Regions from separate parts of the Homo sapiens genome. Here region 2 is linked to region 1. A link is an interaction called in ENCODE POLR2A ChIA-PET data of the cell type or tissue named here. Cell type or tissue: endothelial cell of umbilical vein. All regions are shown on one strand. Each heading gives the region's core, and the rest is flanking DNA. Links, peaks and the distances in the headings are about the cores only.

What was found. Peaks named below come from ENCODE experiments on the same cell type or tissue, not always from the same donor. Only the 100,000 strongest peaks of a DNase experiment are listed, where the experiment ranks them.
Region 2: POLR2A ChIA-PET joins it to region 1 with 6 read pairs; 3 of 35 experiments call an interaction of 5 or more read pairs at or near these places.

The regions. Positions count from the first base shown.
Region 1 is chr15:44,566,744-44,571,743 of GRCh38, reverse strand. It overlaps SPG11 (SPG11 vesicle trafficking associated, spatacsin), which reads left to right. Exons shown (of 40, transcript NM_025137.4): 34 at 1,086-1,219; 35 at 2,239-2,346; 36 at 4,152-4,320. Among named protein-coding and RNA genes, the nearest start is that of EIF3J, 32 kb to the right of the region's middle. In endothelial cell of umbilical vein, for the core only: no CTCF peak of the experiment used is centred there; no DNase peak of the experiment used is centred there.
Region 2 is chr15:44,014,183-44,031,500 of GRCh38, reverse strand. The region is part of intron 1 of FRMD5 (FERM domain containing 5); the gene reads left to right. Among named protein-coding and RNA genes, the nearest start is that of FRMD5, 170 kb to the left of the region's middle. RefSeq lists a silencer at 10,152-10,366. In endothelial cell of umbilical vein, for the core only: a CTCF peak has its summit at 8,204; a DNase peak (open chromatin) is centred at 8,120; H3K27ac peaks cover 1,385 bases.

The DNA of each region.
Region 1 (5,000 bases), core at 1-5,000:
GGGTGGATCATGAGGTCAGGAGATCGAGATCATCCTGGCTAACACGGTGAAACCCCGTCTCTACTAAAAATACAAAAAATTAGCCGGGCATGGTTGCAGGTGCCTGTAGTCCCAGCTACTCGGGAGGCTGAAGCAGGAGAATGGCCTGAACCCGGGAGGTGGAGCTCGCAGTGAGTGGAGATGGCGCCGCTGCACTCCAGCCTGGGCAACAGAGCAAGCCTCCATCTCAAAAAAAAAAAAAAAAAAAGAAAAGAAATTTAAATAAAAATAGCCTTCTCTATCTCTTCTCGGTCCAGTTCAACAGTATTTACTGAGTGCCAACTTTGTGCCAGACACTATAAGCATCTAGGATATGGTGTATAAGCAATTCCTGGAGCTCAGACTAGGGTCTTAATACACAGTAAGAGCCAGAATGATGGGGTCAAGATAGAGTTCTGGACGAAATGTCCAAACGAAGGCCTGAAGGATTCATTGTCAGGGATGCTTAGGAGTCAGTAGGACTGGAGAGGGCCCTGCAGATGCAAAAGCCCAGAGGCTACAGCATGTTTTAAGGATGGAGAACCTTCTTCAGTCCTCACATTGCAGGTGTTTTTCCCAGTTTGCCTTTTCATTGTGCTTACAGTGATTGTAGTATTTTTAAATCTGTACATGTCAGACTTTCACTACTCTAGAAAGCCAGAACACCAAATGGCACTTGATTAGGCCCTGAGACCTTTTGCTGGGATACAAGCAGAGAATGCCCTTGGATTCATGTTGGCAGGAACTCCATCAGTTTGTCTGCAGAAAGTTTCTCCATGTTTAGAAGGCGAGGGTGCTGTGTTCTCATTTTGGGGGCCTTTTGGGGAAACAGTCACTACATGATTGTCTTTGAGGATTGTGCCATGACTGAGAGAATGATTTGGATGTCATCAAGGGGCTGTCTCAAAGCTACAGCTGCTAAGTTCAGGGACTTCGGAGGGCTGATGGGACGGCCCTCTCCAGACAGGCCCCTTCTCCACCAGGCCCTTTTTCCCTCCTGCCAGGCAGAGGTTGACAGTGGGCAGCCAGGGTTCATAATCTTATCTTACCAGTGCCCACCCTCCCAGCCACAGAGCTCCTGATCCTGGCCCATCATTGCTTCACCCTGACGTGCCACATGGAGGGCATCATCCGAGTCCTACAGGCCGCCCACATGCTCACAGATAACCACCTGGCCCCCAGTGAGGAGTATGGGCTGGTGGTAAGTAGCCCCCTCAACCCCAGTCTCCATCCTGTGGAAACCTTTGAGAGTAGTAGAAAGGGTGGGAGCCAGCCCAGAGCTGATGTAGTCGTAGGGGGTTCTGCCCATCTGGATACCACTACCTACTTGAGAGTTGGCTGGGCAGCCCAACCCTCTGCTCCAAGTTATCATTTCTGTCAGAATCAGAGGTTGCTCCAAAGGAGCGAAAGGGAGAAGATCCCTCCCAGGTTCCAGGGCCATCCCACCCCCTAGTCAGGGCAGTTAACTTTTCTAGATAGAGGGCTAAGACAGCTGCATTTTTCCCCAAAACAAGGTTTGGACCTTCCCCCCATCTCTGAATTGAAGTAAGTCGGCAACTCAGTTCCCATGTGCCTCCCTAAATTCTCTGGGCTTGAAACTGACCTGAGTGGCTGAGCAAGCTACTGGGCCACTGTCATGAGTAGTGGTGAAAAGAGGAAGAGTGCCTGCCCAGGAGAATGGCACTTTAGCACTTGAGAGTCACATTTAAGGACAGCAAAGCCGTTCATGGTGGCTCACGCCTGTAATCCCAGCACTTTGGGAGGCCGAGGCAGGCGGATTGCCTGAGGTCAGGAGTTGGAGACCACCCTGACTAACATGGTGAAACCCTGTCTCTACAAAAATTAGCCAGGCATGGTGGCACATGCCTATAATCCCAGCTACTTGGGAGGCTGAGGCAGGAGAATTGCTTGAACCCGGGAGGCGGAGGTTGCAGTGAGCCGAGGTCGTGCCACTACACTCCAGCCTGGGTGACAGAGCAAGACTCCATCTCAAAAAAAAAAAAAAAAGAACAGCCAGTGGTGGCCCAGTGACTGACATTTCTGAATCCTCCAGAGGCCCCCTGTTGGGTACATGGGAGGGAGCTAAGCATGGTAGCCTGGAAATTAGCCCTTCTCCTCCTGGAGCTTGGCATCTGAAAGCAACCACTGATGGTAGTTGTCTGGCTCAGAGAACTCCAGACTCCAGGTGATGCTGATGCGAGCTGTCCTCCCACTTCACAGGTACGGCTCCTCACTGGCATTGGAAGGTACAACGAGATGACATACATATTTGATTTGCTGCATAAAAAGCACTACTTTGAAGTGCTAATGAGGAAGAAGTTGGATCCGGTAGGTGCAAAGTAATGAGCTCCAGGATGGGGTGTACTGCTGATAATTCAGGAGCCTCAGCTTTTCTCAGGAATAATCTCAGTCAGGGTAGACTCTTGGGAAAATGGAGGGAAGGAATTAGGGACCTCCCCAAGACATACACTGTCACCAGTGGCTTCAGATTCTGGTTCAGATCAGTCCGTGAATATGCTGATGCCATATATTTTTTTTTTCTTTTTCTTTTTTTTTTTTTTGAGACGGAGTTTCGCTCGTTTCTCAGGCTGGAGTGCAAATGGCGTGATCTCGGCGCAACATCCGCCCCCCAGGTTCAAGTGATTCTCCTGTCTCAGCCTCCCAAGTAGCTGGGATTACAGGCATGCACCACCACGCCCGGCTAATTTTTGTTTTTAGTAGAGATGGGGTTTATCCATGTTGGTCAGGCTAGTCTTGAACTCCCGACCTCAGGTGATCCACCCATCTCAGCCTCCCAAAATGCTGGGATTACAGGCATGAGCCACCGTGCCCAGCCGATGCTAAATACTGAAGAAAATAAGTTTGTCCTCCTCCACCTCAGCCTCTGTCTCCTGCCTCTACTGTCTTAAATGCCTTCTCTGGCAGGGGCAAAAACCCTGAGCCAGGCTGAAAGTGGATTGTCTAGCTCTGAGGTTGTTTGAGGGCTTTTAGAGTGGAGAGTTTTCAGGAGACTGTGAAAAATTGTGCTGCTAAGAGCCAGGTTGGGAATCAAACACAAAAGTTTAGACCAAAAAGCTGTGGAGCCATTTATGATGATGAACAGGAAGGCGGCTTGGAAGCAAAGGCCTGACTTGTTTAAGTCTTGGGCTCTGCAAGCCCGTGTGTCCTCAGTGTCCTCTGTGACACCGAGCATACTCCTCACAGTACCTGTTTCCAGAACATTTGGATGATTCATTGCTTCTGCTCATTTCACCTTTGGCTTCTGGGAACATGGGCCCAGCCAGGCAGGATTAAGAGAGAAAGCAGAAAAAAATCTCTCTTTAATATTGGGCCAATTTCAGGACAGACCAATCTAGTCATCAAGTGAGGAGCAAGTCCTGGACATAGGTGCATCTTCAAGATCCCCCAAGGGTTTTTAAAACTGTTTTTGAGGCAGTTTTCCTTCTGCATTTAAATATTTTAATAACTTTTTCCTGATTACAAAAGTAATGCATATTCCAGGTAAGACACTTGGAAAACAGAACAACACAGAAAAAGCCCTCAGTGTCTATCCATCTGGAGACAGTCACTAACAATTTGGTATAGGCCTTCTTTGCACATGTACCTGAAAACATCTATATATAATTATTTTAATAAAACTTATACAGTGAAGAGATGAAATATCCTGCTTTTCTCACTTAACAAAGTATATCATGACTATTTCCCAAATCAACAAATCATCCTCCTACATAAGTTTTAATGGCTACATGGTATTCTCTTCCCCTTATTTTGGACATCTGGATTGTTTCTCATTGTTTGCTATTAAATATCCCTGTTACATTCATCTTAGCACTTTTCTCTGCTTATCTCTTTAGGGACAGATTCCTAGAAATGGAATTGTTAGATCAGCTTATGCGGGTGTATTTTTAAGGTTTCTCCCTTTAGAAAAAGTTTTGCCTTTCACACTTCCAACAGGAAAGCACACATGCCTGTTTCCTCATACTTGGGACAGCATAAAACTTGTATTTATTCTCATTTTTGCTCCTCTTCTTCTTGGGAGTTTTTAAGGAATGCAGAACAAGGTGACTCAGCTAGTCCTGTCTGCCTTGCAGTCCCTGACTGACACCTTGCTTTTTCCCTTTTATTCTGGGCAGAGTGGTACCCTGAAAACAGCCCTGCTGGACTACATCAAACGCTGCCGTCCTGGAGACAGTGAAAAGCACAATATGATTGCCCTGTGCTTCAGCATGTGCCGGGAGATTGGCGAGAACCACGAGGCAGCTGCCCGCATCCAACTGAAATTGATTGAGTCTCAGCCCTGGGGTGAGTGAGGTCACAGCCACACTACCAGAACAGTGCTGCTAGCTAGGTAAAATTCCTTTTTTTTTTTTTTTTTTGAGACAGAGTCTCGCTCTGTCCCCAGGCTGGAGTGCAGTGGCACGATCTCAGCTCCCTGCAACCTCCGCCTCCCAGGTTCAAGTGATTCTCCCGCCTCAGCCTCCCAAGTAGCTGGGATTACAAGCACCTGCCACCACACCCGGCTAATTTTTTGTATTTTTAATAGAGATGGGGTTTGACTATGTTGGCCAGGCTGGTCTTGAACTCCTGACCTGGTGAACTGCCCACGTTGGCCTCCCAAAGTGCTGGGATTACAGGTGTGAGCCACCATGCCCGGCCCTCGATAAAATTCTTACAGCAAAGGACAAGAGCCCATGAGATGGGCTATTAGAATCTTGAGGTAGGTGGCCCGGCACAGTGGCTCATGCCTGTAATCCTAGCACTTTGGGAGGCCAAGGTAGGTGGATTGCCTGAGCTCAGGAGTTCAACACCAGCCTGGGCAACATGGTGCAATCCTGTCTCTACTAAAATACAAAAAAAAAATAGCCAGGTGTGGCGGCATGCACCTGTAATCCCAACTACTTGGGAGGCTGAAGCAGGTGGATCACTTGAACCCGGGAGGCGGAGGTTGCAGTGAGCCAAGATCGCGCCCATTGCACTCCAGC
Region 2 (17,318 bases), core at 6,032-11,031, 550 kb after region 1:
GAAGGCACCATCTATGAACCAAGAAGAGGGCCCTTACCAGACACCATGAATGGCTGGCACCTTAATCTTAGATTCTCAGCCTCCAGAACTATGAGAAATAAATTTCTGTTGTTTATAAGCCACCCAGGTTATGGTATTTTGTTACAGAAGCCCAAATGGACTAAGACAAACATTAATTTTGTTTTTATATTTTCATAGAGAAATGATGGGATAACTGTAATATCCAGTTGTGTGTGGCTTTTTTTTCTCCCCTGTGGAAGAGGGGCCCTGGGCAGAACTTTATATTCTTGCACTTTTCAAGGACTTCAACCTTCATCTACACCACTATTCTAATTATTTTTATCACCCAAGCAGGTAGCTGAGTGTGCAGCACCCATCCATCCAGGCAGGTGGGAGCCCAAAGCACTCCTCACTAGGGTTGTAGAGCATGTGAGTATCTAGTCACTTGGCCAGAGCTTTTGACTAGGAGACCCAGTCAGACTGACTGACACTCCTCCTGCATCACTTTAGGGCTTCTTTTTTTTTTTCTTTTTCTGGTCTCTTTTGGAAAACCTGCTTCGGCAAATTCTTGTTGTTTTAATAGAGAATAGATTTCTTCTGCCTATTTAGTTCAGACCATTATTCTCTCTCCTATCTTTTTCAGACTTTGCACTCTTAAGTTTCTCTCATCCAGCACTTCCCTCTTCTTCCTTTCCACGTAACTTCAAGTGTGAGGGTGACAGAAAGACTGCAGATTTTGTGGAGACAGAGTCAAACCATGCCAAACTTCCATCTTCCTCCTCCTTCACCTTCTCCTTTTTGGGGATTGTAATGGGATCCATGGTATCACTGAGCTTTGCTACAAGGTGGAGTTGCCATTGATTATAGTGTTTAACTAGGGAGACTCAGAAAGGGAAACATACTTGCTTTTTCCTAGCATAGGGTTTTGTTTCCATTAAGCTTGAGAATGAATGAAGTTTACAGGAAGCTAGAAGTTTCACTGAGTCAATCCCTGTTCGCTTTATTCATCCAGGGCTTTGAAGTCATTAACACATAAAGTAGTGCTGAATTATAAATCTTGTCAGTAACACTAAGTATTTTCAGTTGTACATTATACTGTTGCTCAAGGAGAAGTAAATACAAAAATAAACAAACAGTAGAGGGCAGAATCAGGATTTATAAATGGAGTGGCTTTGTGATTCTGCTCTTCATAATCTGACTCTGGGTATGGGATTTGGATACGTAAATCTTATTAGAGCACCAATTTCCCCTCCTTCCCTCACCCCTCACCCCAGTTCAACAAAAATTAATTTTGTAAAAAAAAAAAATCAGTGTTGTAATGATCACACATGTTCATTCCCATTTAGTCTGCCTAAAGTTATGCCAGGAATTCTGTTCCAGGAAGTACAGATTTACAACATCAGCTGTCAACTTTTTTGTTTCCCATGTTCCAGTCTCTTTGAGAGCATCAGGCTACCAAGGCAGAGAATTTGTGATTTGTTTGTTCACTTATTCTTTAATTACCAGAAACATTGGAGGCTAGAGTACAAAAATGAATAAAACATAGTCCATACTCAAAAAATATATAATTCAAAGAGGCTTTTCATTCATAAGTTCTTTCAGTGTTTACTGATGATGTTCTTCAGGTGTTCTCACTTGCAGAATGCTGTGGCCATGCATCAGAATCACCTGAGACGTTACTAAAAATTAGCATTGCGTATGCTCCACCCCAGACCTACTGAATCGGAATCTCTAAGCATCTGTTCTGTTTTAAAGCCTGATAGGTAATTTTAATGTTATTGCTAGAGTGTTGAGAAACAAATTTACTGTGGAAAGTACAGTGATTGAATATGTCTGCACCTCAATCCTATATAGCCTTGTGTTTTAGTTACCATGTCAGCATATGTCAGCCTGTGTCTCCACCTCAATCCTGTATAAGCTTGTATTTTAGTTACCATATTTTCTCTGTACTGTTCCCTGTTATGTTCTGTTTACTAATCCTAGCCACTAGAATACCTATAGGTTTAATAGCTTTAACACTGAAATTATCCTGGGGCAGGTAAAATAAAGTTGCTGCTAAACACCAGAGTTAGTTTATTGGTTCAGACATCACCCATTCTGGTTCCTATTGCTGCTTTCTTATTGTGACTGCAAGGTCGAAATCCTGCACAGCTATTTGTGGTTCTGGTTTTTTTTTTTCCTTGAAGCAAAAGGATGCAGCAGTGTTATCCGAAGGGCTTTAAACAGTGAACCAAATGTAAGTTAAATATGGTGGCAGGAGCCATTCCATAAAGGTTACAAACTTGTTTTAGGAGTGAAGTGGGGACTTTTTTGGCTTGGTGCCAAAATGGAACTGGCATTGTTTTTTCAATTCAGCCTGCCTGGTATTTCTATCATAGCTTTGCTAGTTGATCAGTTTCCTCTCACTATGGCCTCTTATTCATTCCTTCATTTGGCAAATATTTGTTGAATACCTACTTATGTCAGGCACTGTTAAAGCAGTGGATGTAGTGGTAAATAAAATAGAAATGGTTTAGTCTATTTCTTTGAGCCTTCCTCAGAGAAAATGTCACTTCTTTGTCAATGTCTTTACAGCCTTTATCCTGAGACCAGGAGAGAAAAATTACCTAAATATCCAGTCTAGTTTAAAGCTTAAACTGATCCAGTAATTCAGACAGTCCCTTGGGGTAGTGTCATAAATGATGGCCATAGGTGTCTCCTGGTCTCAGGGGCAAGGTCCCTCATCCACTTTAGTGCTGCTTGTTCTGCTGTCATTTAGGGCTGAAATATGTGGCTGTAGGCTGCTTGCTCAGAACCCAGTAGCACTCTGGCTACCTGGGCCTCCCCCTGACTTCTGGTTGCACCCCCCTGAGCCTCTGGTGTGTCTGCCATCCAGTTCATCCTCTTATAATCTCTCAGTATCTGTGCCTTATGGGAACTATGGGGGCTCAGGAAACCTGAACCTCAGACACTTCTCTACCAGACCTGCTACAACGCTGAGTCACTGTTTCTGTGCACCATGTTGTGGTGGAGGCTGCCTGAGAGTTGATCTTCTCTAGACTCCCAAACATGAAGAAGGAGTGGGCACTTGGCCTTTGATTTTATCCTCACTTATTTAACAAACTGATTTATCTCCAGGCTGAGGAAATCAGTGTTGCTTTGCTGCACTTCCATCTCGCATAGTCTGGAAGTCTGGAAGGACTTTTTCCTACATTATATCCTTCTCTTGCCATAGACCTAGCATGGCAGTTATAGTTGGATGGAATATCTCCTCTACACTCCCTTTTGTATGGGCATGTTGGTTGATATAGAAAAGGGAGAAAAAGTATTTTGGAAAAGTCTTTAAGATGACTTTTCGCTTATAAACTACTGTTTTCCTGCATGTCATAGATTATATTTTTCTCTGCTTGTTCATTCTCCCTTCCTTTTCCGTGTGATATGCAACACCTCCTATGAGAGGAGTACACATCCTTGCCCCATTGATGTTAGGCTTAAATGTGTGACTTTCTTTGGCCAGTGACGTGTGAACAGATATGATATAGACCACATCTGGGCAGAAGTTTTGAAAGTCAGCACAGGGCCGGGCGCGGTGGCTCATGCCTGTAATCCCAGCACTTTGGGAGGCCGAGGAGGGCAGATCATGAGGTCAGGAGATAGAGACCATTCTGGCTAACACAGTGAAACCCTGTCCCTACTAAAAATATGAAAAATTAGCTGGTTGTGTTGGCACGCACGTGTAGTCCCAGCTACTCGGGAGGCTGAGGCAAGAGAATCGCTCAGGAGGCAGAGGTTGCAGTGAGCTGAGATGGCACCACTGCACTCCAGCCCGGGCAACAGAGCGAGACTCTGTCTCGGAAAAAAAAAAAAAAACAAAAAAAAAAACTAGAAAAGAAAGTCAGCACAGGTTTCCACCAGCCCTCTTTATTCCTTCTGCCGTGAAAGTGGCATGACCAAAATCAGGGCTGTTGCTTCTGCAAGGGTCGCAGAATAAGAGTCATGTAACAGAAACCAAGCTGCCCCTGACCTGAATCCAAACTGCACTGTAGTGAGAAAATTTTGTCCTTATAAACATGAAGATTTGGGGTTGTTACTGCAGCAAAGCTGACTTAATTCTTTCCAAATATTCCATGTTACATAACAAGAGGAACTAAATATGGAAAATATTCTAACCTCTAGTTTTTTTGGGTTTTTTTTGTTTTTGTTGTTGTTGTGTTTGTTTTTTGCTCTGGAGAAAGAAGTGACCATCGTTATGGAAATAAATGCTATGCATACAGCATATCCAGGTGAAAATTAGTAATTAAAGGATAGAAAGTCTTATTTTAAGATTGTGACATTGTTATAGGGACGTAATATAGAGAAGAAGGTACTAACCCTATTCAGTGGTGGGTTAATTCTGGGTTGTGATCCCAGGGTCATTGTCCACAGTTTGTGAACAACCATGGGATCCTTTCTGTCTTTATTTGTGTGGATGCAAGCGATATAGCTCAGATTCCAACAAACACCACAGATTCTTCTTGCTATTTTTTATTGCATTGTATTTTAGGAATTTGTAAACATGTAAGATTTATTTAGTGGTGAATACACCTGTTTATTTACTTACGCCAGAGGCAAGCAAAAGAACTGGTAGACAATGAAGAAAGAACTGTTGATCCCACAGTGATCATTTTAGCTAATCTGTGCACACATGGTAATCACCATGAGCAGAATAAATTTTGGAAAAAGAAAAATATAGTAGCTTTTTCCTTTAGAAATGCTTAGGATTCCTCTGGATTTGAGTGGTTGGAATTTCCCTGCTGATATATTTCTGGTTTGTATATAGAACTGCCCACCATTTTCTGTTTGAGAAAAATCATTTCATCATGCTCAAACCTTGGGTTTGCTAAGAAAAAATAATAGTCCTAACTTCGGATACTTTATTGTGATAGACAGGGCTTGCAACTGAATCTGATAACAGATTCGTAGTTCAGTTCTCTTGAGTAAATAAATAATAAGCTGTGAAGAAAAGCAACAATGTAGGGCCAAATCACTTTTAAAGTAATTGTTCATGTGCTATAAATGTGGAAAGGGAAAAAAACTAGATAGAACATGAGAAATACAGTAATAGTTAATCTAGTGTATTTTAATACAGTCAAATGCTATTTTAAATCGTAGAATAGGTATGACAGAAGAGGGTAATGAGTGGAACTTTTTGCTTAAGACAAAACATACTGAATGAAATTTGTTTCTATCAAGAAAGAGAGAGGCCAGATGTGGGGGTTCATGCCTGCAATCCCAGCACTTTGGGAGGCCAAGGCGGGTGGATCACTTGAGGTCAGCAGTTTGAGACCAGCCTGGCCAACATGGCGAAACCCTGTCTCTACCAAAAATACAAAAACAATGAGCCAGGCTTGGTGGTACATGCCTGTAGTCCCAGCTACTCAGGAGGCTGAGACACGAGAATCACTTGAACCCAGGAGGCAGATGTTGCAGAGAGCTGAGATGGTGCCACTGCACTCTAGCCTGGGTGACAGAGTGAGACTCTGCCCCACCCTGCCCCACCAAAAAAAGGAATTAAGGAGGGTGGAAGGAAATTAGGCTGACCATAATTGCCAGAGCCTGTATAAGTAAAGTGAATGAGAAAAGGTGTGATTTTCCTGGATCAGGTTTCAGAACTTATCCTGTTTAACAAAGAAAATCATATGTTGCTGATTCCCAGAAAGGCGGTAAGTGAGCAGCCACCAAGCCTGGCTCTCAAGAGTGGTAGGCTCCTCACCTGTCATTCAGTGGGCATCCATATCTGTTGGCTTTCTGTATACTATTCATATTTAATACTCCCTATTTTCTTAACACTCCCAGCTCTAATTCTTCCACAGATCCTACTGTACCAAATTTTATTCCAAAGTCAACAGCATTTCACATTTATACTTAGAATACTAATTAAATTATGAGTTACCATTTAATGCATAGAGTACCCTAATAACCTGAAAAATGAAGACTTGCTTCTGATGTTGACTTACTCAGTTGTTCCTATACTTTGGCAGACTGCATAGATGTATAAGATATTAGATATAATACATATAATTACATATATTTGTGTGTGTGTATATATATGTGTGTGTGTACATTCTCCCATGCATCTCTTTTGTTTGCTAGAATATCCTTCTTATCAATATCTAACTTCCTTTAATGTCCATTTAAATGGCATTTCCTCTATGAAGCCTCCATTCACTCTCTCTTAACCCCTAGCTAGACGTTACCTCTTCCCATGTCTACATTCCAATAGCATTTAATTATTTTTTTCATAGGGAGTTTTAATGATATTTTGTTCTATATTATAGTTATTTGTATATATTTGTATCCCCCCTAATAATGGTGATGGTGGTAGCAGCTACCATATGTTGAGAACTTTCTGTTGGCCAGCCACTGGATTAAACTCTATTCCTCACAATACCACTGTGAGTTAAGTATTACTACCCCACTTCTACAAATGAGGAAGTTGAGGCTGAAAGAGCTTGAGCTAGGTGGGCCAAATTCATACAGCTAGTTTGGTAAAGTTGAGATTTAAAAGCAAATCTGTTACTCTCCAGATCTCATACCTATAAACCATTCCCCTATTACTCACTTATGAATTGAGTGAGGATGTAGGTTGAGGGCAAATGGAGGAAACTCACTTTTACTGAATGTATAATCTGTGCCTGACACTTGACTAAGAGCTTTCAGGTATTTTATCACATGAAGTAGATGTTTTTATTTACATTTTATGGATGAGAAAACCCATGCTTACTATAAACAAAGATAAAAATAACAGACTTTGAGAAGATATTCGTATTTTATTTTACTGGCAAAGAATTCAGAGCCAGAATATGTTTTTAAAATTCCACAAATCAATTTTTAAAAAATGAACCAATTCCCCAATTTAAGAAATGATCAAAAGAAATGAACAGGAAGTTTACTTAAGGGTAACCTGTAATAGGAAAAAACGTATGAAATGATAACTTTATTAGCAATTAGGGAAATATAAGTTAAAAGATGAGATACCATTTCAAACCTGTAATGTTGGCAAAAATTAAAATGCCTGACATGTAGTTTTGCTAAATGAGAATGCACCTAAAATGCACAATGCTAGGTACAAAAGAAAATGATATGCCACTCTGGAGAACACTCTGGTGTTGTGAAGGTTATCATACCCTGTGACTCAGCAATTCCACTTCTTAATATATATCTTAAAGAAATTCTCCCAGGAGACATGTTTAGTGCCAATATTATGAGGGGGATGGACAAATTGTGATATTTTCATACAGTCGAAAATCATAAAAAAAAAAATCATAGGGAGTTAAAACAAATGATCTGCCACACATCTGGTGTTTATTTTCTGTACTTTTCTCTATGATTAAAATATTAATAATGTAAAACAAAAGATGAAAGAAACCTAGATTCCAACTGTACATTGTAACACTTAACAAATGTTTATTGAATTAAAATTTCATTTATGTTCACAATGGTAATAGCAGTCACAATTTACTGAGTGCTTATTTATTGCTAGGTGCTACATATACTTCATATCCTTCACATCCAACAACCTTGCAAGGCAGGTCTTGTTAGGCCAGCCACTAGATATGGAAAACGAGACCTAGGAAGGTAAAGAAAGGTTATCTTCTTTCTTGATATCATGCTGATTCTCAGAAATTCACAAAGTACTGCCCTTGTGTCCTGAAAGCATTAATGTTCCATAATTTATAATCAGTTAATAACCTGAGCTTTAAAATGATCCATTTTAATATAGTAAAAAGTGACATTCAAATACTGTAAATTTTATATTACTGAAGACTTTAGTGTTTGCCAATTCTTGTAATTTTGTTTTTAGACTACTGGAGGATCACTGGTGGGAATGTGTATGGACTGCAAACAAGTCCAATTTACTTTAAAAGAGGCTTTAAAAATACACTCTACAGTTTTTAAGTCTAGACGTTTAAGTTGAGAGGAGCTTATTTCTTTAAAAGAAATAAATGAAAAGGTTTTGTACTAAAACAGGCTCTTTCCCACAAAGAAAGTTCCGTATTATTAAGCTCAAGGTGCTTTGTAATGTTCTGCCTATTGCCACCTCCCTGTTTTCTGTCCACAGCCCCTTGGCTTACTTGTCTGGCCTCTGAGCCTTTGTACATGTCATTTCCTCTGAGTAAAATGTTATTTCAACATTATAGCTTAGGACTCCTATGTCAGGTTATAACTCTCACTGCCTCATTTGCAAGCAATTCCTGTAACAACCTCCAGATGGGGAGATACTGGGGGACCTGGGGAAATTGAGGGGAAATGGGAGTGTCTTCAGGTATCATCTAGATGGTAACTACATTTCAGGGGCAAGAACGTCTCTTGTAGACCCCTGACCTCAACCCAGGAGTGTACATAACTGGTGTGGCCCAAAGACTGGGGCTTTTTGTGTCCCCTTGCCCCTATTTTTGCATAAATACATATCTAACAGATAAGCTACTGGACCTCTGAGCTCCTCTCACTCCTCTCCCCAACATTTCTTCTCCTTCAAATTTGCCCCATTGCTTTTTTCCAAATCACCATGTTCTTAACCTCCAGGGTCATTTTTCTGATCTACCTGAAGCCATTCTGTAACAAATGCATATAACCCAAAACTTTGTAACATTAATCTGATAGTTACTTGACTATATGAAAAACGGTATGCAGCTGTGGAAATAGTGCTAGACTACTCAGATGGTCTAGAGTCAGGGCTGGCTCTTCCATTTCACATGTGTCCCTGAGCAAGTCTCTTTCTTCCTCTCCATTAGAAGGAAAGTAAGCTCACTGGAATCCTGGAACCAGCCTATCCTGGCCCACAAAATACGATTGTTAAATTTTTGGCAATCTCATGAGCTTTTTTTCTTTTAAAATTATTCAAGTGTAAGAATATTCATGATTACCTGCCCTCTTTTTTTTTTTTTTTTTTTTTTTCTGGTGGAGTGGGGACAGAGTCTTGCTCTGTTGCCCAGGCTGGAGTACAGTGGTGCAATCTCAGCTCACTGCAACCTCTGCCTCCGAGGTTCAAGTGATTCTCCTGTCTCAGCCTCCCGAGTAGCTGAGATTACAGGTACATGCCACCACGCCCAACTAATTTTCGTATGTTTTTTTTTTTTAGTAGAGATGGTGTTTCACCATGTTGGCCAGGCTGGTCTCAAACTCCTGGCCTCAAGTGATCCCCCAATCTCATCCTGCCAAAGTGCTGGATTACACGCATGAGCAACTGCACCCAGCCGCCTGCCCTCTTTTGTATTATATTAAAATATACATAACATAAACTTTATAGTTTTAGCTATTTTTAAAGTACATACACATGGTCATGAAGCCATCACTATTATCCATTTTCAGAGCTTTTTAATCATCCCAAACAGAAACTATTACTCCCTCCTCACAGACCCAAGTAACCACTCTTCTACTTTCTGTCCCTATGAATTTACTGAGTGTACCTCATGTAAGTAGATATTATTCATTATTTTTCCTTTTGTGTCTGGCTTATTTCACTTAGCATAATGTTTTCAAGGTTCGTCTATCTTGTAGCATGTACCAGAATTTTATTCCTTTTAAGGCTAAATACTATTCCATTGTATTTACATACTACATTTTGTGTATTTGTTGATGGATATTTGGGTTGTTTCCACCTTTTGGCTATTGTGAAGAATGCTTCTCTGAATAGTGGTGTACAAATACCTGTTTGAATCTTGGTTTTCAATTCTTTTGAATATATACCGAGAAGTGGAATTGCTGGATTGTATGGTAATTCCATGTTTAATTTTTGAGGAGCGACCATAACATTTTACATAGCAGCTGTATCATTTTACATATATAAGAGTTCTAGTTTCTCCACATCTTCAGCAACATTTGTTATTCTTTCTCTTTTTTTAGTAATAGCCATCCTAGTAGATGCAAAGTAGTACTTTATTGTGGTTTTGATTTGCATTTCCCTAATGATTGGTAATGTTGATCATCTTTTCATGTGCTCACTGGCTGGCAATTTGTATATCTTCTTTGGGAAAATGTTCAAGCCCTTTGCCTATTTTTAAAATAAAATTGTTTGGCCTTTTGGGTTATTGAGTTGTAGGTGTTCCTTATATGTTATATATATTAATCCCTTATCAGCTATATGCATTGCAAATATTTCCTCCCATGCTGAGTTAGTTACCTTTTATGAGCTGGTTTTAAGGCACAGAAATTATTAAAAATTAAACTATATGAACTAAAAACTTACATATATATGTATATTTGAGACAGGGTCTTGCCCAGGCTGGTGTGCAGTGTTGCAATCTCAGCTCACTGCAACATCTGCCTCCCAGGCTCAGGCAATCCTCCCATCTCAGCCTCCCGAGTAGATGGGACCACAGATGCACACCATCACACCTGGCTAATTTTTGTATTTTTTTGTAGAGACTGGGTTTAGCCATGTTGCTCAGGCTGGTCTCAAACTCTTGGACTCAAATGAGCTGCCTTGGCCTCCTAAAGTGCTGGGATTATAGGTGTGAGCCACTGCACCAGGCCAAGTTATATTAAAAACAAAATAAATACACAAAGCTAATCATTTTATGGTTATCTATTCTCTTGAGATATTTGTATCTATTATATCTAAATGATGGAAATCTTATGTAATGGTGTACCACTGCATTTTTTCGCCAACTCTGAGTTCAGTGATTTCATGTTGATAGCTTGAAATTACCTGTGATAGAAGTACTTACACCACTGAAATCAACAAACACTACAAATCAGGGCTTGATTTATTGTTTTGTTGATTGTCTAGACTCAAGAAAGTGATGAAGAAAATGTTAATAATTCATTCTCTATAGCTATTACTTGTGAATAGCACAAAAGATTGAGAAATATTCTTCCAGTATGGGAAAATTATTCATTGATTTAGCAAAGAAGTCACTCATATGATTAATAAATTAATAAAGCTCCAACGTACAGTTTTTTGCTTTACTTTTGTCTTAGTTGTTAAAAAATATACTAATTCATACATTCATGGTGACCCACATTTGAGGAGCTAGTTTTTAAAAATTTACAAACACACTACTGAGTAAGCATCCTAGGAGCAGGAACTCTGTCTTGTTCATCACTGTAAATCTGGCACCTAGAAAAGTGCCTAGCTGTTGAACAAATGAAGATATATAACTTCTCAGTGTCTCAATTTCTCATCTGTAAATTGAGGACAACAGACCTATGCTGCTACAATACTGGGGTGAGGGAAGAGCAAACGTGATAACAAAGCTGAAACCACTTTATGAACAAGCAGCATTAAGCAGATGTAAAGTGGTCTTATTAAGATATATTATGAAATGGTGAGCCAAGATCGCACCACTGCACTCCAACCTGGGCAACAGAGCAAAACCCTGTCTCAGAAAAAGAAAAAAAAAAGATATGATATGATATCATACCATATACTGAATGTATTTACCTCATATGTTGGTTGGTTAAAGGACTCTAATAGAGATAAGGATTCGTATATAGATAATTTGTTTCATTCAAAGAAAACATATATTTATTTTATTTCTTTATAAATAAATATTTTGCAGTCTCATTTGCCTGGTTCAGTGCTAGGTGTTCTGGAAAATATTACAGAAATAGATTTCTTGCACTCAAAAGATGCATATCTGCTCATAATGATAACAAATACAACATTTAGAGAACAGAAAAATTAAGTGGGAAATGTTTGGTATTAGACACCGTGCCAAGGATTTTAGTGCTTGTTCTTTTTTTTCTTTCTTTCTTTTTTCTTTTCTTTTCTTTTCCTTTTTTTTTTTTTTTTTTTTTTTTGAGACAGACTCTTGCTCTCATTGCCCAGGCTGGAATGCAATGGGTCAATCTCAGCTCACTGCAACCTCCGCTTCCCGGGTTCAGGCGATTGTCCTGCCTCAGCCTCCCAAGTAGCTGGGATTACAGGTGCCCACCACCACACCCAGCAAATTTTTTGTATTTTTAGTAGAGATGGGGTTTCACCATGTTGGCCAGGCTGGTCTCGAACTCCGGATCTGAGGTGATCCACCAGCCTCGGCCTTGCAAAGTGTTGAGGTTACAGGTGTGAGGCACCGTGCCTGGCCCTTTCTTTTTTTTTTTTTAACAGGATGCCAAAGATATTTTGACTAGCCTTTCTGATTATTAAAAACCCTTCTTTGATATTATTTTCCAGGGCATCTTGGATGATGGTGTTAGATCATCATCAGTAAGCATTTAATAGATAGTCACTGTATGTACTAGCTGTGCTAATAAAAATATAAACTCTAGGATTTACAAAATTGGGTGAAATATGGTCTGCAGAAAACAGGCAATCATAAATGCATTAGAAATATATGCCCACATCAGCCAGGCATGATGGCTCACATCTGTAATCCCAGAACTTTTGGAGGCCGAAGTGGGTGGATCACCGAGGTCAGGAGTTCAAGACCAGTCTGGCTAACATGGCAAAACTCCGTCTCTACTAAAAATACAAAAATTAGCCGGATGTAGTGGTGTATGCCTATAGTCCCAGCTACTTGGGAGGCTAGGGCAGGAGAATCGCTTGAACCCAGGAGGCAGAGGTTTCAGTGAACTGAGATCAGCCACTGCACTCCAGCCTGGGTGACAGAGTGAGACTCTATCTAAAAAAAAAAGAAAAGAAAAGAAATGTATACCCACATCGACTGTTAGCCATCTCTCTCCCTCTTAGCTATTTTAATATGCCAAAAATTATTTCTCTGGAAATAAACTGCCTAGGTCAGTAAGACCAAAACATGGAGGACAAGGAGACAGTGCTGGCTTGGGATTTACAGGGCAAAAGTCTCTATTTGACCAGATGATAAAGAAGAATGGAAAAAGAAAGGATTAGGGCCATGGAAGCCAGGGCTTTCTCCTCCTGCCCTGTACACTTTGTCTCACTCCTTGAGTCAGACTAGAATTCTTAGGGGTGCAGCCACAGACCTGTGCCTGTGGACTGAGAATTAAACAAGTGAATAGATTGAGAACTTAGTGACAGGACATTTTTAATGATTATGCCCCCAAAGTGATACTTTTTTTCAGTGTTCTATTTGCAAAGGCCCCTATCAGATTTCCTTGCTGAGAATTAATTACTCACATGCCCAAACTTAATCAAATTTTTCTCATCACTTTATGCAGACAGCCATTAAGAGTAGCTCGACACTTTACTAAAGGAGTTACCCCTCCCTTTTTAGAATACCTAAATCCCACTGAGGCATGAAACAAACAGATTGGTGTATACTGCTTAACTGTTCCTTTGAGGAAGAATGATAGTTTATGTTTATGTATTCCATTTATATTAACTTTCGTCAAAAGTGCTTTTTGAAGTTTATTTGCATTAAGTCACAGTCTAATCCCTTGATCTAAACCATATTAAATACTTTGATGCCAGCCTGTGCTTTGAACAAATATTTCAAGTAGATAACATTAACTTAAATAATCCTGCTGCCTAACATATTCTCAGATAAAATATTGATTTAAATGCTAATATAGATGTGCAGAGTTCCATTTTCTCTTTCCTTATAAGCAAAAAAGGATAAACATTTAGCCTTTCCTAGGCAGTGGGACTTAGGCTAATATAAAAAATTAGCTCTTGTGCAGTGGGACTGCAGCAGGGTTTGAAAGCCATGTTTGATCAGGTGCGGTGGCTCACACTTGTAATCCCAGCACTTTGGGAGGATGAGGCGGGCGGATCACGAGGTTAGGAGATCGAGACCATCCTGGCTAACATGGTGAAACCCTGTTTCTACTAAAAATACAAAAAAAAATTTAGCTGGGCATGGTGGCGGGCGCCTGTAGTCTCAGCTACTTGGGAGGCTGAGTCAGGAGAATGGCGTGAACCCGGGAGACGGAGCTTGCAGTGAGCCGAGATCGCACCATGCACTCCAGGCTGGGCCACAGAGCCAGTCTCAAAAAAAAAAAAAAAAGAAATATTTGGGGATTAATGCTATTAGATCAATGACTTGCCCAAAATCAGCTCAATACATGGCAACTGATTTATCAGTGTACACAGTGTACTGTGTTTAAAATCCATAGTGACTAATGTACTAAATAAATAGTTAAATGTAATCACAATAATAAAAAATAAAATTTGAAAGGCCTTAACCGTTTACAAAATACTGGCAGATACATGATCTCATTTGATCTCAAAAATTCTATCAGAGGTCGGGTGCCATGGTACATGGTTTTTGTTTTTTTTTTTCTGAGACAGAGTCTCGCTTTTTCACCCAGGCCAGACTGCAGTGGCGCTATCTTGGCTCACTACAACCTCCACCTCCCGGGTTCACACCATTCTCCTGCCTCAGCCTCCCCAGTAGCTGAGACTACAGGCGCCCACCACCAGGCCCGGCTAATTTTTTGTATTTTTAGTAGAGACGGGGTTTCACCGTGTTAGCCAGGATGGTCTTGATCTCCTGACCTCGTGATCTGCCTGCCTCAGCCTCCCAAAGTGCTAGGATTACAGGTGTGAGCCACCGCACCCGGCCAGTTCATGCTTTTAATCTCAGCACTTTGGGAGGCTGAGGTGGGCAGATCACTTGAGCCCAGGAGTTCAAGACAAGCCTGCAACATGGTAAAAACCTGTTTCTACAAAAAATTAGCCCAGTGTGGTGGCAAGCACCTGTAGTCCTAGCTACTCGGGAGGCTTATCACTGCATTCCAACCTGCAAAACCGAGTGAGACCCTGTCTCAAAAAAAAAAAAATTATGTGAACTACAACAGTTATTATTATTATCTCTTATTATCCAAGGCCACTCTATTTATAAAATTGTAGTAGCTAGACTCGAACCCAAGTCTTCATTTTTTTTTTGTTTTGTTTTTGAGATGGAGTCTCACTATTTTGCCCAGGTTGGAGTGCAGTGGTGTAATCTCGGCTCACTGCAGCCTCCACCTCCCGGGTTCAAGCAATTCTCCTGCCTTGGCCTCCCAAGTAGCTGGGACTACATGTGCATGCCAACATGCCTGGCTAATTTTTTGTATTTTTAGTAGAGACAGGGTTTCGCATGTTGGCCAGGCTGGTCTTGAACTGCTAACCTCAGGTGATCCACCTGCCTCGGCCTCCCAAAGTGCTGGGATTACAGTTGTGAACCACTGCGCCCAACCTCCAAGTCTTCATTTGCCAGAAATGGTAGTTTCCACAATGCCATTGCTGCATCCCTATGGCCTGTTTCAGGGTATAATGAAGAAATACATTATTCGTATATATAAATATTAACTACCTTATAAGGACTCTGATGGTTTCTTAGTAAAACACTTCAGTGGTATAATTCCCACTAGATTGCTCAGTTCTCTTGGTCAAATATTATGGGTAGTTTTGGTAGGTTTTTTCTTTTCTGACCAGATCTGCCACATTTTGTCAGCATTCTGGGTTTGCAGATGTTGCTGTTTAATTAGATTGCTCTGTAGAGGATGAGAGAACCAGGAGGTTCATTTGCATAACTGATAAGTGGCTGGGTTTTGAAGCAAGAGATAATGCTTCTTTGGGTCCTATGAACTGGTGGGAAGGCAAGGTGTTAGTCTTTTTCTGTTGGAGATTATCTGTAAACCGGGAACTTCTCCACATCTAGGCACTCCCTGTATCTGAATATTGTATTCTGAACCTTACTCTGTACTCTAGCAAGATGATAAATGTAATGCAGATATAAATCAACCTTTCATTTACTTAAAATAATAATTCTGCAGTAAAGGAAAAAACGACAGCTACTCTGATCCTTGAATACTGGGCAAAGGCAAGCCATCTATCTGTAAGTGCATAGTCCTTCAGTATGACGTAACCTTTCTCATTTAATGAACATTTTCCCCTAGTAACTCTTTGTGCTGGCAAACCATGAAAGAAAGCATGTGGACTTGGCAGCCCAACCCTGAAGTTTTTGTCTCAAAAATTATTGCAATTTCTGTACTAAGGGTCCAAAGGACATTTGTTTGGACACAGACTTTTCTGAAATTAAAAAGAATGACCTTATTTCACTTAGTGAAATGAGTTGTACTCTTAAATAGAGTCCATTTTGAATAGTTTTTCTTAGAGCAACACTGTCAAAAAAGAAGATATATTTTATATTCTTCTCATTATTAGAAGAAAATGCACTATTAAAATACCTTCAGGGCCAGGCACGGTTGCCCACACCTATAATTCCAGCACTTTGGGAGGCCAAGACAGAAGAGTTACTTGAGACCAGGAGTTTGAGACCCATCTGGGCAACATAATGAGACCCCAGCTCTGTAAAAACCAAAAGGTAAAAATGTAGCCAGGCATGGTGGTGCTTGCCTGTAGTCCTAGCTACTCAAGAAGCTGAGGCAGGAGGATCACTTGAGCCCAGGAATTCAAGGCTGCAGTGAGTTATGATCACACTGTTATACTCCAGCCTAGGCAACAGAGTGAGACCCTGTCTTGAAAAAAAAAAAAAAGTTTCAGTAAGGCTTGCTTGGGTCTCATGGTACCATTTAAAAATTCCTAGTCCTAAGTGGTGATTTGGCACAAGGTTAGGCATAGTTTTTTTCTTTTCTTTTGGGGTGAAAAACAGGGATCACATATGATTGAAGATAGTACTATGGTTTTTACTGATATTTAATAAACCATACCCACCTTAATTTCCTCTTGTGCTTTCATCCCTAGGAAACCTATAGTTTTAAAAGTTAACTAAGTTTATAATTGACATAACATGTAATCAGCAACTTACACATGCCTGATGTGCTCGTTTAGTTAATGCTCATATAGCTTTCAGGGTATCTCAGATACTGTTAAATTATTTAATCCTCCTAACAACTCTTGAGGTAGGTATTCTTTTTTTTTCTTTTTTCTTTTTTTTGAGACGAAGTCTCGCTCTTGTCACCCAGGCTGGAGTGCATTGGCGCAATCTTGGCTCAAGGCAACCTCCATCTCCTGGGTTCAAGCGATTCTCCTGCGTCAGCCTCCTGAGTAGCTGGGATTACAGGCGCCTGCCACCACACCCGGCTAATTTTTGTATTTTTAGTAGAGATGGGATTTCACCATGTTGGCCAGGCTGGTCTCGAACTCCTGACCTCAGGCAATCTTCCCGCCTCGGCCTCCCAAAATGTTGGGATTACAGGCGTGAGCTACCACACCCAGCCGAGGTAGATATTCTTATTATACCCATTTTAATGGGATATAGAGAGGTTAAGTACCTAGTCTGACATCTCATAGCTAAAAAGTAGGGGGCTGAGACTTGAACCCAGAAAGTTTGGCCCGAGTCCTTACACTTAACCTCTCTACTATACTACTTTTGTTTGGATGAATACCAGCCTTAGATAAGCTTGCACAGAAAGACTCCTTTCCTCAGACTGCTTTTCCCCCCATCACAGCTGCAGTCTTCTGTGACCTAGACCCCCTCTCATGCCAGTCT